Regions from separate parts of the Homo sapiens genome. Here region 2 is linked to region 1. A link is a loop called in an ENCODE intact Hi-C map of the cell type or tissue named here. Cell type or tissue: PC-3. All regions are shown on one strand. Each heading gives the region's core, and the rest is flanking DNA. Links, peaks and the distances in the headings are about the cores only. Region 1 overlaps ABCA12 (ATP binding cassette subfamily A member 12). Region 2 has its middle 82 kb from the start of MREG.

The links. Peaks named below come from ENCODE experiments on the same cell type or tissue, not always from the same donor. Only the 100,000 strongest peaks of a DNase experiment are listed, where the experiment ranks them.
Region 2: it touches region 1 in a loop (11-fold over the local background); 13 of 110 quality-filtered maps call a loop at or near these places.

Annotation. Positions count from the first base shown.
Region 1 is chr2:214,956,101-214,965,973 of GRCh38, forward strand. ABCA12 (ATP binding cassette subfamily A member 12) reads right to left here. Exons shown (of 53, transcript NM_173076.3): 40 at 2,924-2,978; 41 at 2,177-2,354; 42 at 563-678. It overlaps SNHG31 (small nucleolar RNA host gene 31), which reads left to right. Exons shown (of 4, transcript NR_110292.1): 4 at 5,710-7,505. Among named protein-coding and RNA genes, the nearest start is that of SNORA70I, 110 kb to the left of the region's middle. In PC-3, for the core only: CTCF peaks have their summits at 4,799 (motif pointing right) and 5,001; no DNase peak of the experiment used is centred there.
Region 2 is chr2:215,926,742-215,936,614 of GRCh38, forward strand. No RefSeq gene overlaps it. Among named protein-coding and RNA genes, the nearest start is that of MREG, 82 kb to the right of the region's middle. RefSeq lists an enhancer at 870-1,396. In PC-3, for the core only: CTCF peaks have their summits at 4,714 (motif pointing left) and 4,935; DNase peaks (open chromatin) are centred at 3,090, 4,320, 4,710 and 6,600; H3K4me3 peaks cover 1,551 bases; H3K27ac peaks cover 3,338 bases.

The DNA of each region.
Region 1 (9,873 bases), core at 38-8,037:
AGTTCCTGCATTAGCTACAATTGCTAATTAAGGGTTACTACCATGTATTCAGGGCAGAAAGATTTGTTATGCTAAGCATTGATTATATCAGCCTGTGTTACCTGTATTAGCTTAAGATAGAAACAATATTATGTGTGTGTCCTTATACATCTATAAAAAGATAAATATAAGTAAGTATACATGAAGGTATATGCACTTCATAATGCTACATATACTCATATAGTCAATACATAAATTTATACATGTATACACATTTTCTCATCATTCTAAAGCTTTCATTTTTATGTAAATGAGATCACATATGTAAATTAGAAAGCATGACACTTGGCACCCAATAAATGCTTATTAATTTTAGGTATTACTATTAATAACAACATTAATTTTCAAAAGTATTATACTTTGCAGTCTATGGACTAGCAAGTGCAATGTGTTGTTAGTCATCACTCATGTCAAATGAAACCCCAAGACAATTGTAATTTAGCTAATGAGATTTAAGTCCTATTTGTGTCTAGGGGCATTTAATTCTATTAATTCTTCTTTCATTGCTTAATCAGCAGCTTACCCAAACAGGAGAAGTAGGAGAGATACAGCGCCTAGGTTGTTTTCACTGTAGAATGCAGGTAATTTGAAAATCGCAATGATACCAATTGAAAACGCTACAGGCACCAAGTAGAAAACCTATGGAAATATTCAAAACAATGTTTAATACGTGACAAGCATTTTTCAAAAAAAAAAAAATCAATAACCCATCTAGTTTAAAACTGCAACAAGTTGACCTAGAAAAATTTGAAGAAATGAATTCTTATTTATGTTCCCATTGCTTCTAACATTCAACTTATTTTACATTGATTTCACTTTAGAATTTGTCTCCTGCAATATGAGGTTAAGCCAATCTCCATCTTTAACAGATATACAAGGAGTCCCTGGTGTTCCTGCCTCTAGGCTTTGAGACTTGGGATGGTTCAGTGACAGAGGTTCAGTGAGAAAGATAAGACAGCCAGGTATCTTGGTATTACATTCAGTCCTCAAAGTATTGATTTCGTTTTGAATGCTGGAACTTTCTCAGATGGTTGATTTCTAAAGCTTGGTTATCAGTGTGAACCACTCTGTGCAAAGCAGCAGGGCATCAGGTCCCACATATCCTCATAATCACAGGTATACGAACAAAGAACTTAGCATTTTGTTGGCAAGTAGAAATATTTATTAAATGCTGAGGAGTTTGCAGGAAGATGGACACAATGAAGGTGGTGGTAACTTAATTTGCAGGGTGGGGAGGAATCTCCTAAATTGGAATGAGCTCCAGATATAAGACAACAGAATCCTAAAGTACTAAGTAGACCTTCACAGAAGTATGTACTTGAAATTTTCTTAACATTAAAGCTCCTGTTAAGTCCTGAGAAGTCATTACTATTCTTTTAGATTTGACTTCTACAACAAACACATTTTAGACCTCACTGGATACATTAACAAAATGGATATGCAGTTAATTACTCTCCAACCCTTTAAGCCGATGATCTTGACAGCAACTCAGACAATTTCACCATAATCACCAGGCAAATGCATACCCATCCTGGGCTTTTGGCCAACATTGGTATGTTTGGAGTCCAGAACAACCATCTGAACTTGGGACCATTTTATGCAAATGAGAGAGCTATCAATGAAATACATCCCTTCTTTTTCCTACTAATCTTCTCTAATGTGTCATTAGCAGGGGCTACTACTTCGCATTTTCCACTATTAGTTGATTAAATTTTTATAAGCTTGATTGTTTGGCACAATTACGTAAGGATATTTTGCTGCTAAGCTTCTATTTCTCCACAGTACTGACTGTAAGACTTCAGCGTGCTTAGAATCACCTGGGGGATCTTTTTAAAAATGCATGTTCTCCACGCTCCCCTCCTAAGATATGAATTTAACAGATCTGGAGTGAGGCCCAGAAATCCTCATTTTAAGTGCCCTAGAGAATCTGATATAGTCCACAGAGATGAGGGCCGGTAGGTTATGTTTCCTCCAACCACTGGATGAAGATAAGCCTGACTCAAGTCATTTTCTTTATTTCCTGTCTTTGTGATAACAATTTGAACAAACTAGAGTAAATAACTCTTGAATAGAAAACTGATGTCTTCTATCCAAATTGATCTTTTATTCCCTGCAATGAAGGACATAAGTTACTCACCATGTCATAAATGAAGTTTGTTACCCAGTAGCATGTCACGCCAATGCCTGAAATGTGCTGCAACTGTTTGGCTTTGGTTTGATGTTCCCTTACAACATAGGTGACAAAGCTGGCGGTGGTGACAGAGTAGCCCATCAAGATAGACAGTGCCACTAAAATATCGATTAAACTGCTGATTCTAGAGTGAGCAATAGGGAGAGGAAAACACACATAAGTTTTTGAAACTCTTTTCCTTTCAGAAAGATTCATAACTAAAACCATCAAGAAAACAGTACAAGAGTTGGCTGTGACACAAATAAGGCATCCTGCAAGGCAGCCAGATAATATTTCCAACGTGACTCTACCATGACCCTAGAATAAATGTAGTTCTAGTGCATCTGAATTGACTAGGGATATTTGATAGAAAAACCTCGGTCTCCAACGGTTACAGAGTCTATGCAAGGGATATATCATTCTTGAGCATAGGAACCATACTTAATTGCTATGCAGGGAAGTTGAAGTGATGTAGCACTTATCACTTGACTTATAAAAGCAGCAAACGCTGTGAGTCTACAGTCAACAAGCTCTACTTGGCAAGCCCACTCTACACCCTTGCAGAAACTTCCTTTGATCCCAGTCAGTGACATATTACCAGCCCTTCTAGATTGACATTCATTCAGATACAACTGTGATTTCCAATTACAGCACTTTATACAAAGGCTCAGCTATGTCAAGGAGAAAGTAGTCATGCTAGAGATATCTGCTTACGTGGCTTGTTCTTGGTCTTGCACTCCTGGATAAGGATGGCTATACATGATGATGCCTTAAAGACGAAACAGTTCTTCTATTAGTAGGTATTCAGTTAATCAGAAATACCAATTTTTAGATGAATAATATTCAACACTTTCCTCCTTATATTATTATCTAAACAATTTTATTTGGGGGACCTTTTTTTTTTAAAGGAAAATTATTTTTCCCCTAATCCCATTAATGCCATACAATTGGTGGCACTCACATAAAAAGAAGTTTTTCACATTGTGTTTAGAACCTTTGGGAAGGGAGCAAGAATTTGTATTTCTTATATTGCATTTCTCTCTAGTGTGTTATATTTAAATAAGTATGTTCCATTTTTTTCCTTCTATCTGGTCATATATATGTTTGTATTTCAACAGCACTTCAGACATGTATTACATTTAAATAAGCAATTCAAAGCAGGACCAATTATTTATATGAGGATCCCTTAAAGAGCAGACAGTTACTTCCCCCATCCCTCTTTAGTGCTGTCTGTGTTGGGGAAATAGTGTAGCCTGAGTGGACTCCTCCTTCCCCTTTATTGCTTCTAAGATGCTTATTTTTCTAGAGCTCTACCAGAGTAGGGCTTGGGAACTTCAGCCATACCCGAGGCCTTTTCATTGAGACATAAATATCCAAGAGGATTCAGAGATATTAGCTGGCTTCAGAAAAGTGGTCACTTAATTCCAATACAGTCCCAAATTGCTGGGATCTCCCAGTGTTGTTTATACTTGAGTAAAAAACAAGGCTCTTTTCTTCCCTTCCTTAGGGGACCTTGGTTAGCCAAAGTCAAGAATGAGCTGTCAACAGTTTCCCAAAGGAAAACAATGTGAGGGTAAAGTGTGTACTGTCTGAGCGACTGTGGAAAAGAGTGGTAGGGGATGCCACTGAAGAAAGCTCCTAAATACTTGTTCCTATAGTGTCATAAACTAAGTGAGAGCTTTCTCACTTAACTGTTCATATAGTATTTGTTCATTGTACTAGGATGTTAAGGCCCTTGCACAGCACTGAATATTATAGATGATTCTAAAGGCAGATTTTCTCAAGTTACATTTGTAATTTTCATTAAGTAGAATGTAACATCCTTTGAATTTGAGTTCTGTAACTCTTGTATATTAAAGAAAAAATATATGGTTAAAGCAAGAAACTAACAACAACAAAAACCAAGTTGATTTATAATGTTAATCACATCATTGGAGGGATATACTTTTCTTATCTTTTGTATAAATTAAGGGGCCCTTTTTAACTGAGATTCAGTTTTCCTGGGGGCTCTACTTAAACCCTAATGGTAAATTATTATATAGGTAAGGGAGAACTTTTCTTTTATTTCTGCTTTGTATTTCAGAATCAAGAAATACTCTATTTCACCAGAGGAATCCTTGCAAATACATTTTACTCCACTATGCAAAATCCTGTGGAACCAGTTTTTTATACATATTTTTAGCTGAAAGATCAAGGAAATGTGTCACAGTTGGGGACCTGTATCATAATTATCTCTGTAGGTTCTACAGCATCCAGCATGATGTCCAAAGTAGCGAGATTGGTCAGTAAATGCTTTTAAATGAACTCAAATCTTAAAATTTCAATTAATATTTTTCTTACATATAATGTATATTAAAAATAAGACATCTTCTGATGTCTCTACAGTTATAAACCTTAATTTAGATGCTTCCCATGGACCACTGCTTCTAATGCAACAAAGTAAGAATAAACACTGGAGTGGAAGGGACAATGTGTTAGTATTCTTGAAAAAGAGCCTAGTTGTATAACATTTGTTAAGGAAAACAAGCAAACCTGTATTTTTTGAGAAGAAAGAACAGAATTTTCATGTTATATTAACCACTAGAGGGAACCACATGAATAGAATAGATATTGACATTGCAAAGGAAAGCTAATTAAAAGATTTTTATTAGCATGTTAGAATTCAAAGAAAATCAATTTTATAGTTAAAGTAAAAACCCAATTCATGCAAAATCTAACAAAGATGCCTTCAAACAACTAGTGTGTTAGAGGGAGGCAGTGGGAGAATAATTGGGTTGATTTTTAAAACCAGTAACATTATTACAATGGTAGATCTCATATATGCATTAAGAAACAATAAAAGTAAGTTAGGGTGATGTAGCACTTCTTCTTTGAAAGAGATCGAGTTCCTTCCAGAGAGAGTGGAAACTTACCACTTCCGTAAGTCTATTTAAGAAAAATTATTAGAGGCTAGAAGACATACTATTACTAATTTCTATATAACTCAAGCTACATCTTAAATTAGTTTTAATTAAAATAAACTTCAGTTTAGGGTCAAAATAAACTTTTATGTTTTAGAATTCTTAATTCTTTATGCTCTGTAACTTAAAATGTAATGTTAGGAGCTACAACAAGCCTGCTGGAGTCTAGAGTGACTCAGATTGCCTTAGTCTAAATAAAGAGCACTAATTACAAAGGAAGCCAGAATACAGGTTTTAAAAAGCTGACCCTTCAAAAGCAGCATTGGTCTCTTGTTCTCTTTATCTTTGCTACATTTTCCCCTAGTTATTTCTATAGTTCTTATACTTTCATTATCTGTCTCAACAATAAATGTCTTTTGCTCTGAGTAAAACACCCTACTGAAAGTACAGCATCCAGTAGTATTTCACACCGGTTACACTAGACCCAATTCACTTTAGTCATCATTTAATTTAATTTACCACTTTTTACTTTGTTCTTTATTGATGCTCTAGATCTAATGACTATCAATCTTGTATTTTCTTCTTGGTTTCTCCTGATAGGAAAATGCCAAAGCAATTGGGGAAAAAAATACTGTTTTCTCTGAAATGAAGACTCCTCAAGATCCTGTTGCTGGAATGAGTATTGGACTCTTCGGTCTACTTCTACAGTCACCAGTACATCTGGCATACACTATGATGCCCAACAGTAGGAAGATGAAAGAAATGTAGATGTTGGCATTTCTAAAAGAGATGTTGTATCTTTTTTCCTACTTAATAGACTATTAGGCTATAAATCTCAATCTTGGCCAGCAAATGTGTTTGCCAGCTTTTCTTTATTCTTTTTAATTTTTTTGAGGATCAGCATGGAAAAACAATTTGCGCAAGGCTCAAGAAGATGAGATGGTCTTATAAACAGTAATTGAAATATGTATATTTTTTAAAAGTCTGTTTCAAATTTCAAACCTTATTTTAAAAACTATGTGAAAGCCTCTTGTGAAACTCAACTGAAGTAGGCATGGCTGAGTCCAGAGGAGCAGTGTGGAGGATTAGAAAAATAAACAGGCAGGAGTCAGACAGTCCTGGATTCAAATCCCACTTCTAGGCCTTAGAGAAATAATATAATAGTAGGGGATAATAATATTCACCCTGAAGAGTGCTGTAGGGATCATCAATATTTCATATAAAGCATGTCATATGGGCAGTGCTCAATGAATGGCAATGCTTTTGCCCAGGTATAGAACTTCTTAGTATAAAAGTTTTGTCTTTCAGAAAATTAACAAAGATATTCAGGACCGGAATTCAGCTCTGGATCAAGTAGACCTGATAGATATCTACAGAACTTTCTATCCCAAAACAACAGAATGTACATTTTTCTCATTGCCACATGTCACTTACTCTAAAATCGATCACATAATCGGAAGTAAAACACTCCTCAGTAAATGCAAAAGAACTGAAATCATAACAAACAGTCTCTCAGACCACAGTGCAATTAAATTAGAATTCAAGATTAGGAAATTCAGTCAAAACCACACAACTACATGGAAATTGAACAACCTTTTCCAGAATGACTCTTGGGTAAATAATGAAATTAAGGCAGAAATCAAGAAGTTCTTTGAAACTAATGAGAAAAAGAGAGAATGTACCAGAATCTCTGGGACGCAGCTAAAGTAGTGTTAAGAGGGAAATTTATAGCACTAAATGCCCACATCAAACAGCTGGACAGAGCTCAAGTTGATAACCTAACATCTTAACTAAAAGAACTTAGAGAACCAAGAGCAAATAAACCCCAAAGCTAGCAGAAGATAAGAAATAACCAAGATCAGAGCTGAACTGAAGGAGATAGAGACACAAAAAATCCTTAAAAAAATCAACGAATCCAGGAGCTGTTTTTTGAAAAAATTAATAAAATAGACAACTAGCTAGACTAACAAATAAGAAAAGAGAGAAGAGTCAAATAAACACAATGAAAAATGATAAGGGGGATAGTACCGCTGACCCCATAGAAATACAAACAACCATCAGAGAATACTATGAACACCTCTATGCAAATAAACTAGAAAATGTAGAAAAAATGGATAAATTTCTGGACACATATACCCTCCCAAGACTGAGCCAGGAAGAAATTGAATCCCTGAATAGACCAATAACAAGTTCTGAAATTGAGGCAGTAATAAAAAACTTACCAACCAAAAAGAGCCCAGGACCAGATGGATTCACAGCTGAATTCTACCAGAGTATAAAGAAGAGCTGGTACAATGTCTGCTAAAATTATTCCAAATAATTGAAAAGGAGAGACTCCTCCCTAACTAATTCTATGAGGCCAGCATCATCTGATACCAAAACCTGGCAGAGATACCAAAAAAAAAAAAAAAAAAAAAAAAGAGGCTGTGGATGATGGCTCATGCCTGTAATCCCAGCACTTTGGGAGCCCAAGGCGGGTGGATCACCTGAAGTCAGGAGTTCAAGACCAGCCTGCCCGGTAGAGACATGGTGAAACCCTGTCTCTACTAAAAATACAAAAAATTAGCCAGGCATGTGGCAGGCACCTGTAATCCCACCTACTTGGGAGGCTGGGGCAGGAGAATTGCTTGAACCCGGGAGGCAGAGGTTGTGGTGAGCTGAGATCGTGCCACTGCACTCCAGCCTGGGTGACTGACAGAGTGAGACTCTGCCTCAAAAAAAAAAAAAAAAAAAAAACTTCAGGCCAATATCCTTGATGAACATCGATGCAAAAATTCTCAATAAAACACTGGCAAACTCCAGTTTGCACATCAAAAAGCTTATCTGCCACAAGTTGGCTTTCATCCCTAGGATGCAAGGTTGGTTCAACATACACAAATCAATAAATGTGATTTATCACATAAACAGAACTAAAGACAAAAACTGCAAGATTATCTCCATAGACGCGGATAAGGCATTTGATAAAATTCAGCATCCCTTTTGTTAAAAACTCAAACTAGGTATTGAAGGAACATACCTCAAAATAGTAAGAGATGTATATGGCAAACCCACAGCCAATATCATACTGAATGGGCAAAAGCTGGAAGCATTCCCCCTGAAAACTGGCACAAGACAAGGATATGCTCTCTCACCACTCCTATTCAACATAGTATTGGAAGTTTTCGCCAGAGCAATCAGGCAAGGTAAAGAAATAAAGGTATTCAAATAGGAAGAGAGAAAGTCAAATTATCTTTGTTTGCAGTTGACATGATCCTATATCTAGAAAACCCCATTGTCCAGCCCAAAAGCTTCTTAAGCTAGGATAAGCAGCTTCAGCAAAATCTCAGGAGACAAAATCATTGTGCAAAAATTGCTAGCATTCCTATACACCAACAGCAGGCAAGCAGAGAGCCAAATCATGAATGAACTCTCATTCACAATTGCTACAAAAAGAATAAAATACCCAGGAATACAGCTAACAAAGGAAGTGAAGGACCTCTTCAAGAGAACAACAAACCACTGCTCAAAGCAATCAGAGAGAACACAAACAAATGGAAAAACATTCCATGCTCATGGATAAGAAGAATCAATATCGCGAAAATGGCCATACTGCCCAAAGTAATTTACAGATTCAATGCTATTCCCATTAAACTACCATTGACATTCTTCACAGAATTAGAAAAAAATTTTAAAATTCATACAGAACCAAAAAAAGAGATGGAATAGCTAAGACAATCCTAAGTAAAAAGAACAAAGCTGGAAGCATCACATTATCCAACTTCAAACTATACTACAAGGCTATAGTAATCAAAAAAGCATGGTACTGGTACAAGAACAGACACATAGACCAATGGAACAGAATGGAGAACTCAGAAATAAGACCACATACCTACGACCATCTGATCTCTGACAAACCTGACAAAAACAAACAATGGGGAAAAAGATTCCCTATTTAATAAATGATGCTGGGAGAACCGGCTAGCCATATGCAGAAAATTGAAACTGGACCCCTTTCTTACACCATATTCAAAAATTAACTCGAGATGGATTAAAGCCTTAAATGTAAAACCCAAAACTATAAAAACCCTAGAAGAAAATCTAGGCAATACCATTCGGGACATAGGCACGGGCAAAAATTTCATGATGAAAATGCCAAAAACAAAGCAATTGCAACAAAAGCAAAAATTGACAAATGGGATCTAATTAAACTAAAGAGCTTCTGCATAGAGAAGGAAACTTTCATCAGAGTGAACAGACAACCTACAGAATGGGAGAAAAATTTTGCCATCTGTCTCTCTGACAAAGGTCTAATATCCAGAGTCTTTAAAGAACTTAAATTTACTGGGGCGAGGGGGGAAGAAAACATTAAAAAGTGGGCAAAGGGCATGAACAGACACTTCTAAAAAGAAGACATACATGCAGCCAATAAACACATGAAAAAAAGCTCAACATCACTCATCATTAGAGAAATACAAATCAAAACCACAATGAGATACCATCTCAAAATAGTCAGAATGGCTATTAGTAAAAAGTCAAAAAGCAATAGATGCTGGCGAGGTTGCAGAGAAAAAGGAGCACTTTTACACTGTTTGTTAGTAAGAATGTAAATTAGTTCAACCATTGTGGAAGACAGTGTGGTGATTCCTCAAAGATCTACAGGCAGAAATACCATTTCACCCAGCAGTCTTATTACTACATATATACCCAAAGGAATATAAATAATTTTGTTATAAAGATACATGCACATGTATGTTCACTGCAGTACTATTCACAATAGCAAAGATA
Region 2 (9,873 bases), core at 1,277-9,276, 970 kb after region 1:
ATTCCTCAGTTTAGCCTTCCCACCTCTATACAGTCTGATAACAGACCAGCCTTTATTAGTCAAATCAGCCAAGCAGTTTTTCAGGCTCTTAGTATTCAGTGAAACCTTTATATCCCTTACGGTCCTCCGTCTTCAAGAAAAGTAGAACGGACTAAAGGTCTTTTAAAAACACACCTCACCAAGCTCAGCCACCAACTTAAAAAGGACTGGACAATACTTCTACCACTTTCCCTTCTCAGAATTCAGGCCTGTCCTCGGAATGCTACACGGTACAGCCCATTTAAGCTCCTGTATAGACGCTCCTTTTTATTAGGCCCCAGTCTCATTCCAGACACCAGACCAACTTAGACTGTGCCCCCCACCAAAAAAAAAACTTGTCATCCCTACTATTTTCTGTCTAGTCATACTCCTATTCACCGTTCTCAACTACTCATACATGCCCTGCTCTTGTTTACACTGTTTTTCCAAGCCATCACAGCTGATATCTCCTGGTGCTATCCCCAAACTGCCACTCTTAACTCTTGAAGTAAATAAATAATCTTTGCCGGCAGGACTCTGCCGAATCTCCTTAAGCACTCTCTAATCAGATATCCTGAGTTGTCCCAATTCTTAGACCTTTTATACCTGTTTTTCTCCTTCTGTTATTCCATTTAGTTTTTCAATTCATACAAAACCATATCCAGGCCATCACCAATCATTCTATACAACAAATGTTTCTTCTAACGTCCCCACAATATCACCCCTTACCACAAGATCTGCCTTCAGCTTAATCTCTCCCACTCTAGGTTCCCACGCCGCCCCTAATCCCGCTTGAAGCAGCCCTGAGAAACATCGCCCATTCTCCCTCCATACCACCCCCCAAAAATTTTCGCCGCCCCAACACTTCAACACTATTTTGTTTTATTTTTCTTATTAATATAAGAAGGCAGGAATGTCAGGCCTCTGAGCCCAAGCCAAGCCATCGCATCCCCTGTGACTTGCACGTATATACGCCCAGATGGCCTGAAGTAACTGAAGAATCACAAAAGAAGTGAATATGCCCTGCCTCACCTTAACTGATGACATTCCACCACAAAAGAAGTGTAAATGGCCGGTCCTTGCCTTAACTGATGACATTACCTTGTGAAAGTCCTTTTCCTGGCTCATCCTGGCTCAAAAAGAACCCCCACTGAGCACCTTGTGACCCCCACTCCTGCCTGCCAGAGAACAAACCCCCTTTGACTGTAATTTTCCTTTACCTACCCAAATCCTATAAAACGGCCCCACCCTTATCTCCCTTCGCTGACTCTCTTTTCGGACTCAGCCTGCCTGCACCCAGGTGAAATAAACAGCCATGTTGCTCACACAAAGCCTGTTTGGTGGTCTCTTCACACGGACGCGCATGAAACTTGGCATTGCCATTTTACAGATGAAGGCCAGGAAGTTTCAGCAATCTGCCCAAGTTAGGAAGTGGAGAGCTGGAGGTCCCACCCAGGACTGCCTCGTGGATGCAGCTTCTCTTGCCCTCATAGCTTCTCTCTCGTGATACATGTTAGGCTGTCCTACTTCCTCCAGGAAGTCACCCCACGTTCTCGTGAGCCAACAATACCATTCTTCACACATCAACAATGTGAGCCAACTCCCACATAAAATGCCGACCAACAGACCAACTGCAGGGCATTTCATCCCGAAATATGTAGCAGCTGGATACAGAACAGAAAGAGACACGAGGTGGAGACACGAGGGTTCAGGCTGGTTTGTCTACAGTGGAATGGAGTCTCCTAAACTCAATGGCAAAGGTCACAGGATGGTCAGCTGTGAGAAGAGAGCAGGGAATCAAGGGCAGCAGCTTGTTTTGTCCTACAAACACTGTCCTAAAAACACTGCAAAATTCTCATGTTGAAACAAAACTCCTGGATATCTACACAAAAATCTGCACACAAATATTCCTAGCAACATTACTCATAATACCCCAAAAGTGGAAACCACCTCACTATGAACGGAGTGTCTCCAAAATTCATATGTTGAAGTCTTAATCTCCATTGTGATGATATTTGAAGGTGGGGCTTTGGGGAGGTAATTAGGGAGAAGGAGGAGCCTTTGCGAATGGAATTGATGCCGTTAGAAGAAGAGACAGGAGAGAGATCATCTCTCTCTGCCACAGGAGGATCCAGCATAAAGATGGCGTCCTGCAAGAGCTCCCTCACTGAGCACTGAATCAGCCAGCCGCTTGATCACAGACTTCCAGACTCCAGAACTGTGAGAAATAAACGTCTGTTGTTTAAGCCACTCAGGCTGAAGCGAGTGTTGTGGCAGCCAAACAGACTAAGACAAACCCAAATGCCCATTAACTGATAAATGGATGCATAAAATGTTATAATATTGTATGCAATATTATTTCATAAAAATGAAGGAAATTATTCCACAATACAAAGGAATACAATTATGATTCATGCGACAATACGGTTGAATCTTCAAGACATTATACTAAGTGAAAGAAGTCAGGAACAAGGGTCCCATATAACCATAGGTTCCACTTACACAAACGTCCACAACACATAAATCTAGAAACAGAAACTACGTTAGTGGCTGCCTAGGGTTTAGGATGAGGAGGGTAGATGTGAAGAATGAAGGAGGTGTGACTGCAATAGGGTACAGTTTCTTTTAGGGTAATGAAAATATTCTAAAATTGATTGCAACTCTGTGGATATGCTGAAAACCATTGAATTATATACTTAAAATAGGTGAATTGCATAGTATGTGAATTATACCTCAATGAAGCTGTTACCAAAAAAACCCCCACAATATTCTACTTAGAATATTGTGCTTAGAAACAAAATAAGTTCTCCAATTGTTGGGGGTCTGGGGAGGAACTCATGGTGTTTCATCAAAATGATCCAAAATTGATTCTGTTCTGATCTAGCCTCTTCTCCCAGACATCCTTAACTCAGCAAATGGCCCCACACTCTGCCACAGCTAGAAAGCTATGAGTCATCCTTGATTTCTCCTCTTCCTGCACCATCCCCCAAATTCAAATGCATCAGCAACTCCTGTCCATTACCTCTCCAAAATACACCTCACACTTCACCCATTTATGCTCCTCCTCAATGCCACCAACCTAGTCCAAACCATCACCCTCTCTCAATTCTGACACATCTTGTTCCCATTCTTGCCATCCTCTGATCCATTCGCAATGCATGGCAAGTTATTGTTTCACAACATAAGTCAGCTCCTGGCTCTCCAAGGCAGACACCCTTCTCTGGTCGCACAAGGCAGGAACTGAAGATCCACCCTTCCTCGTGCCTCCAGCGCTCTGCTCATCATGACCCCCTAAGCTACTCCAGACATGCTCTGCTCCCTTTCGCCCTCAGCTATGCCAAAGCCTTTATCGCCTCCAGCCCTTTGCACTTGCTGTTCCCTCTGCCTGGGCCCCTCTTCCTTCACATCTTTGCATGACTGACTGGCTGTGACTCATCCTTTAAGGGTCCCAACTCAGACCTCTCTCAGAGAAGAGGCCCCTGACCACCCTGTGCAGAGGGGCCCCACTCAGTTCCACCTTATCTCATCCAGTGTTCCTGTTACAGCACTGCTTGCAAATTGTAGTTACCTTGTTTGTTTGTCTACTCTGTTCTCATCTGCCTTACCCACTAGAAACTGGATCCAATCTTTTCTTTTTATTCAAACACCTTCTATAAATATTTGCTTTTTGTTTTTGTTTTTGTTTGAGACAGGGTCTCACTCTGTTGCCCAAGATGGAGTGCAGTGGCGCGATCACTATGAAAAGATCAGGTCACAGGGATACAAAGACGACCAGGATTTGTAGTTGACCAGGATTTGGTGCTACCCTAAAAGAGGTCTTCTTTTCTGGGGGACAGGGACACAGTAATGTAAACGTGTATTTCAATGCAATATGATAAATGTTCTGAGTACTTTTGCTATTGAAGCACAGAGATAAAGCTCTCTCCAAGTCTGAGTCATATTTGTTCTGGAAGAATCAAGGAATTTTGAAGACAGAAAAATGAAGCAAGGGCTCTCCGGTTTTATTTGCAATGTTCTGTGTTTCCAAATCACTTTTAGTAATCTGCCTTTTGAGAGAGGCATCCCCTTTACCACCCTGCCTAAGAGGAAAATTAATTCGATAATTATTTAAAATTTGGTAGGTTTCAAAGGAATGGGTATTTGGAGCACACTTCACTAGTCTTTCCCCTTTTGTTTTAAAAATTTGCCAAAGTAAAAAGTTGCTTTAGAAAGTAGAAAACCAATAATGACACTAGCAACCTGGAATGCAGTAGAGGCAGCTATCCGGCATATCTCAGATTATAATATTCAAATACATGCCGAAGACAAACACAATTTGGCATGCTACAGAACTAGAGAAACAGGTAGGCCTGAGAGTTACTTGAATTTTTTCTGGGGCAGAAACTCAGAAATCCAAAAATGATCTTATTTACAAGCCTTTAGTCTGAGTTGACCTTTCTTCTTTAAAAGACATCGATGCCCTTTCGTTGTTTCATTTTCTGCCAATTTCCAAATGTTCTCCAAGAAAAAGACAACCTCTGAAATTCACCAAAAAATGAATAAATAAAAACCCTCTAAATCAATCACTAAATGAGGAAAAATAGACAGAACTTCGTTAATTGACTCAGGCTTTTAAAAATTGTCTCTCCTGATGGGGACTGAGGGATGAGATCTTGAAGCTCACAGAACACAGAGTGAGTCAACAGCGGCATCTAGTGTTCAATCAGAATCCTGCAAAGCCCCTCGTTGGAGATGGGAGGATCTGTGTGTTATTGTAAGAGGCAAATCAGTTACATTTATCCACTCGTGGAAATCATTGAGAAGCACTCACCCGAGTGTTTATGGTGCTGCTTCCATAGATGTTCACAGGAGAAGGACGCAGGTTGTCCTAATTCCAGAGAGACGGAACATCACACAGCCTTGGCATGCATCTCACCTGCATCTCAGCCTCATCTCAGCTTCCCCTCAGACTCAAACTCAAAGACAGGACTATGTGCCTGAGAGTCCCTGAAGGGCAGAAGCCCTCTAAGGTGGTTTATCAGCCTTCTCTGGAGTAAACGGAATAGATTGTGTTAATTGTTGGAAATAATCCTGCTTTTGCCTTAACTTTTTTCTGGACACCCTGAACTCTTCAGTGAATAGTGAATTCTGGGGAAACTATTTAATCGGCTACAATCTATAAATAAGGGGTGATTTTGGATCTGTGTATGCCAGTGATTTTCACCATTTTTCCCCAGCAATGAAATGATTTAAGGGAAAAACATGAGATATTTGGAATGACAATGTTACAAAGAATAGATACATATACATAATCTATAGCTGATCTCTTTAAAGGGGGGTTGGTGTAGAAAAACCAGACCTACAGGCACTCAGCCATCCAGAACTCCCACCCTTCCCTTGCCTCTCCTCACCCCACTCTCCTTGGCCCCCCACCCTATTGGCCCCAGCCCCGTGCCACTCCCAGCTGCTGAGGCTTATCTGCAGAGACCTAGGTCCTCCTAGAATAACAGAAGCCTTTTAAACTTGGATCTGTTTTCTTTAGGAGAAAAGTGACAGAAAGGCACCCAACAGACCTGGGCAAAGGATACAAGGTACATTAATACAGGTTAAGATGTAACCTAGCGGACACAGAGAGCTACAAAAAGGGGGAGGCTTAGCAGCATTTTGGCAGTTGGAAAGACAAGCTTCCCTTGTTTTCTATACCCACCAAGGTGCCCTGCCTTCATCCTCACCACTTTGCTGATGGCATTATGTCTTTGGCTGAGGATGCCATCAGATCCTTTGGGAAATTCTCCTTGCCATTCTGAGAGATTTTATACCCTCCTGAGCCCTCCCGGGGGCTGCCCACCTGTCTGCCCATAGATGCAAGTTACTGGTGACAGTGCCAGCAAAAATCTGAAGGTTTACTGAAAGGAGAGTCAGTGGGCAGTATCTTCCTAACACCATGTGCCTTGGAGCTTCCTCTATAATTATTCATTCATTCACTTCATTCACTGAGAAAGCATAATTGGGTATATTCCAAACTACCCCAACCAAAAGGCCAGCATTTGTTATGGTTGGAAACTACTTGTTTACCTAGATTATAAAAATAATAAGCCCGGGCACAGTGGCTCATGCCTGTAATCCCAGCACTTTGGGAGGCCGAGGCAGGTGGATCACCTGAGGTCAGGAGTTCACGACCAGCCTGGCCAACATGGTGAAACCCGTCTCTACTAAAAATACAAAAAATTAGCTGGGCATGGTGGTGAGCGCCTGTAATCCCAGCTACTCAGGAGGTGGAGGCAGGAGAAACACTCTAATCCGGGAGGCGGAGGAAGTTGCAGTGAGCCAAGATCGTGCCATTGCACTCCAGCTTGGGCAACAAGAGTGAAACTCCATCTCAAAATAATAGTAATAATAACAGCATCTTCTAAACAACAAAAAGCCTGGAAGCCAGCCCTTATGGCTGAAATGTCATTTGTATGGCTTATCAGAGAATAAAATGAAGATTCCTCTCCATCTCTTTCACTCAGTAAACTATGTGTCAGATGTATGTCATTCTTACTCAAAGCTTATTAATGATAGGTAACACTGAGCAATTGCCACAAGACGGGCTTTCTTCTCAATACTTCATCTCGGGATTTCTCAATCTCAGCATGACTAGTATTTTGGGATGTACAGTTCTTTGTGATGGGGGCCTGTATTAAGCATTGTAGGATGTTTAGCAACATCCCCGGCCATCCACCACATGAGAATTGCTTCCCCCAACCCCTGCACCAGTTGTGACAGCTAAGAATGTCTCCAGATATGGCCAAATGTCCCCTGGGGAGCAAAATTGCTCCCCTCCCCTGTTATATAAGAATCATTACCTTGACCAGGTGCAGTGGCTTATGCTTGTAATCCCAGCACTTTGGGAGGCCAAGGCAGGGGGATTGCTTGAGTTCAGGAGTTCGAGACCAACATAGTGAAACCCCATCTCTACTAAAAAATACAGAACATTAGCTGGGCATGGTGGCACATGCTTGTAGTTCCAGCTACTCAGGGGGGCTGAGTTAGGAGGATTGCTTGAGCCTGGGAGGTTGAGGCTGCAGTGAGCCCTGATGGTGCCACTGCACTCCAGCCTGGGTGGCAGAGCAAGACCCTGTCTCAAAAAAAAAAAAAAAAAGTCACTGCCTTATAAATTAATTATATAATTCATGCAAAAATCTATACAGATTAGATGGTTTTATTTCTCCTGTTTTAAGTTGACAAAACCAAAGCACAAAAGGTTGTATAACTTTCCCAACTGTACACAACTAAACTCATCTTAGATGAGCACTCCAGCTCCAGAGCCTATGCTCTCCACCACTCTGTTCCATTCTCCTCTAAATTCCAAGCCCCAGTTTATTAACCAGAATCAGCAGAACTCTCAGAAGAGCTGGTAATTTCCCTGGCACCATCACTGTCTTGGGTGGATGTGCTGCCTCTTCCAGAGGCCTGGACAGTAAAAAGAAAAACAAGAGTTAAATCAGATCTTTTCAACCTTGCCCTCATGTGTGAAACTACATTTCTCAGGACATCTCAGCTAAGAAGTTACTATAAAGTTTCAAGAGCCATCACAAAACAAAATTTCTCCAGTTTCATCTCAACTCACTGTGGCCACCCTCACCACCTTTAAATTCCTTCCAAAATCTTTGGGCCCCTGATTTACTCAGAAACCACAGCTGGAACCACTTCAAGTGGGATCTTAGTGGGTGCCGTGTGAATTGATCAATTCCCATGCACTAGCTCATTTAAACTTTATAACAAGTATTTTACCCATTTAACTATAGGGGAAACTAAGGATTAAAGTGATTAAATAACTTGCCCAAAGTCACTCACATTATTAGTCAGTATTCTTCCAAGAAACATAATCAAAATGAGAAATCTATCTATCTATCTATCTATCTATCTGTCTATCTATCTATCTGTCCATCTATCTATCTGTCCATCTATCTAGGGTCCATAAGACATTTTGATACAGGTATGCAATGCATAATAGTCACATCATGGAAAATGGGGTATCCATCTTTCAAGCATTTATCTTTCGTGTTACAAACAATCCAATTACACTCTTTTAGTTACATTAAAATGTACAATTAAACTATTATTGCCTATAGTCACCCTGTTGTGCCATCAAATACTAGATCTTATTCATTCTTTCTAATTTATTTTGTACCCATTAACCAGCCCTACCTTCCCCTCAAACCCCTTCTCCACTACCCTTCCCAGTCTCTGATAACCATTCTTCCACTCTCTACCTCCATGAGTTCAATTGTTTTGATTTTTAGATCCCACAAATAAGTAAGAACATTCAATGTTTATCTTTCTGTGCCTGGCTTATTTCACTTAACATAATGACCTCCAGTTCATCCATGTTGTGCAAATGACAGGATCTCATTCTTGTATATATGCACCACATTTTCATTATCCATCCATCTGTTGATGGACACTTAGCTTGCTTCCAAATCTTGGCCATTGTGAACAGTGCTGCAACAAACATAGGAGCGCAGCTATCTCTTTTTGATACACTGATTTCCTTTCTTTTGAGTATATACTCAACAGTGGGATTGCCAGATCATGTGGCAGCTCTATTTTTACCTTTTCGAAGAAACTCCAAACTGTTCTCCATAATGGTTGTACTAATTTACACTCCCACCAACAGTGTATGAGGGTTCCCTTTTCTTCACATCCTTGCCAGCATTTGTCATTGCCTGTCTTTTGGATATAAGCCCCTAAGACATCTTCAGACATGCCTGAATCCTTGAGTGGACACAACATCCAGTCTTTCTCCAAAGGTGCTCCAGAGATCACCTGCATCAAACTATCCTGGAGCAGGAAGCATGAAAGCTGTCTAGTTTCTCAGGCAGGTGATCAAGGTCAACACCATCATACTAAGTTGCCTTGTTAATGTGTAACCTTTATATGATGTGATGAAAATGACACTTCATCTCTGTGGCCTCCCCCCAATCTAATCACAAGAAAAATATCAGACAAATCCCAATTGAGGTATATTTTTACAAAATATTTGGCCAATACTCTTCAAAAACATGGACAGTCCAAGACACTATCATGCCCAAGAGGAGGAACCTAAGGAGGCATGACAACTAAATGTAATGTGGCATTAGGTAAAAACCAAGGAAATAGGAATGGAGTAGAGCCTTTAATTAATAATAATGTATCAATATTGGTTCACTAGATATGACTAACCATACTCATGTGAGATGTTAATAACATGGAAAACTGGTTGTGGGGTATATGAAAACTTTCTTTTTTTTTTTTTTTTGACACAGTTTTGCTCTTGTTGCCTAGACTGCGGTACAATGACATGATCTCCGCTCACTGCAACCTCTGCCTCCCTCATTCAAGCGATTCTCCTGCCTCAGCCTCCCTAGTAGCTGGGAATACAGGACCCCGCCACTACACCCAGCTAATTTTTTGTATTTTTAGTAGAGATGGGGTTTCACCATGTTGGCCAGGCTTGTCTCGAACTCCTGACTTTAGGTGATCTACCTGCCTCGACCTACCGAAGTGCTGGGATTGCAGGCATGAGCCACTGCACCCAGCTCATGAAAACTTTCTGCACAATCTTTGCAAATTTCTATAAATGTAAAACTATTCTAAAATAAAAAGTCTATTAAAAATGCCTATTTTCAGGCCTCATGCTAGTCCTTCAGAATTACACTATCCTGAGTGGGATGCAGACACCTACATATCTAACAAGACCCCCAGGTCTGAAAACTAATTTAGGATTAGCTGGAACTCCTACTACACTCAGAAGGCAACACCCTTGCAGCCACCTGCTCAGCTGCCCAAAAGAAAGGTGCAGAAGCTTCAACAGAGACGAAGTTCAGGATACTAAAGAGTAGATACTTAGCT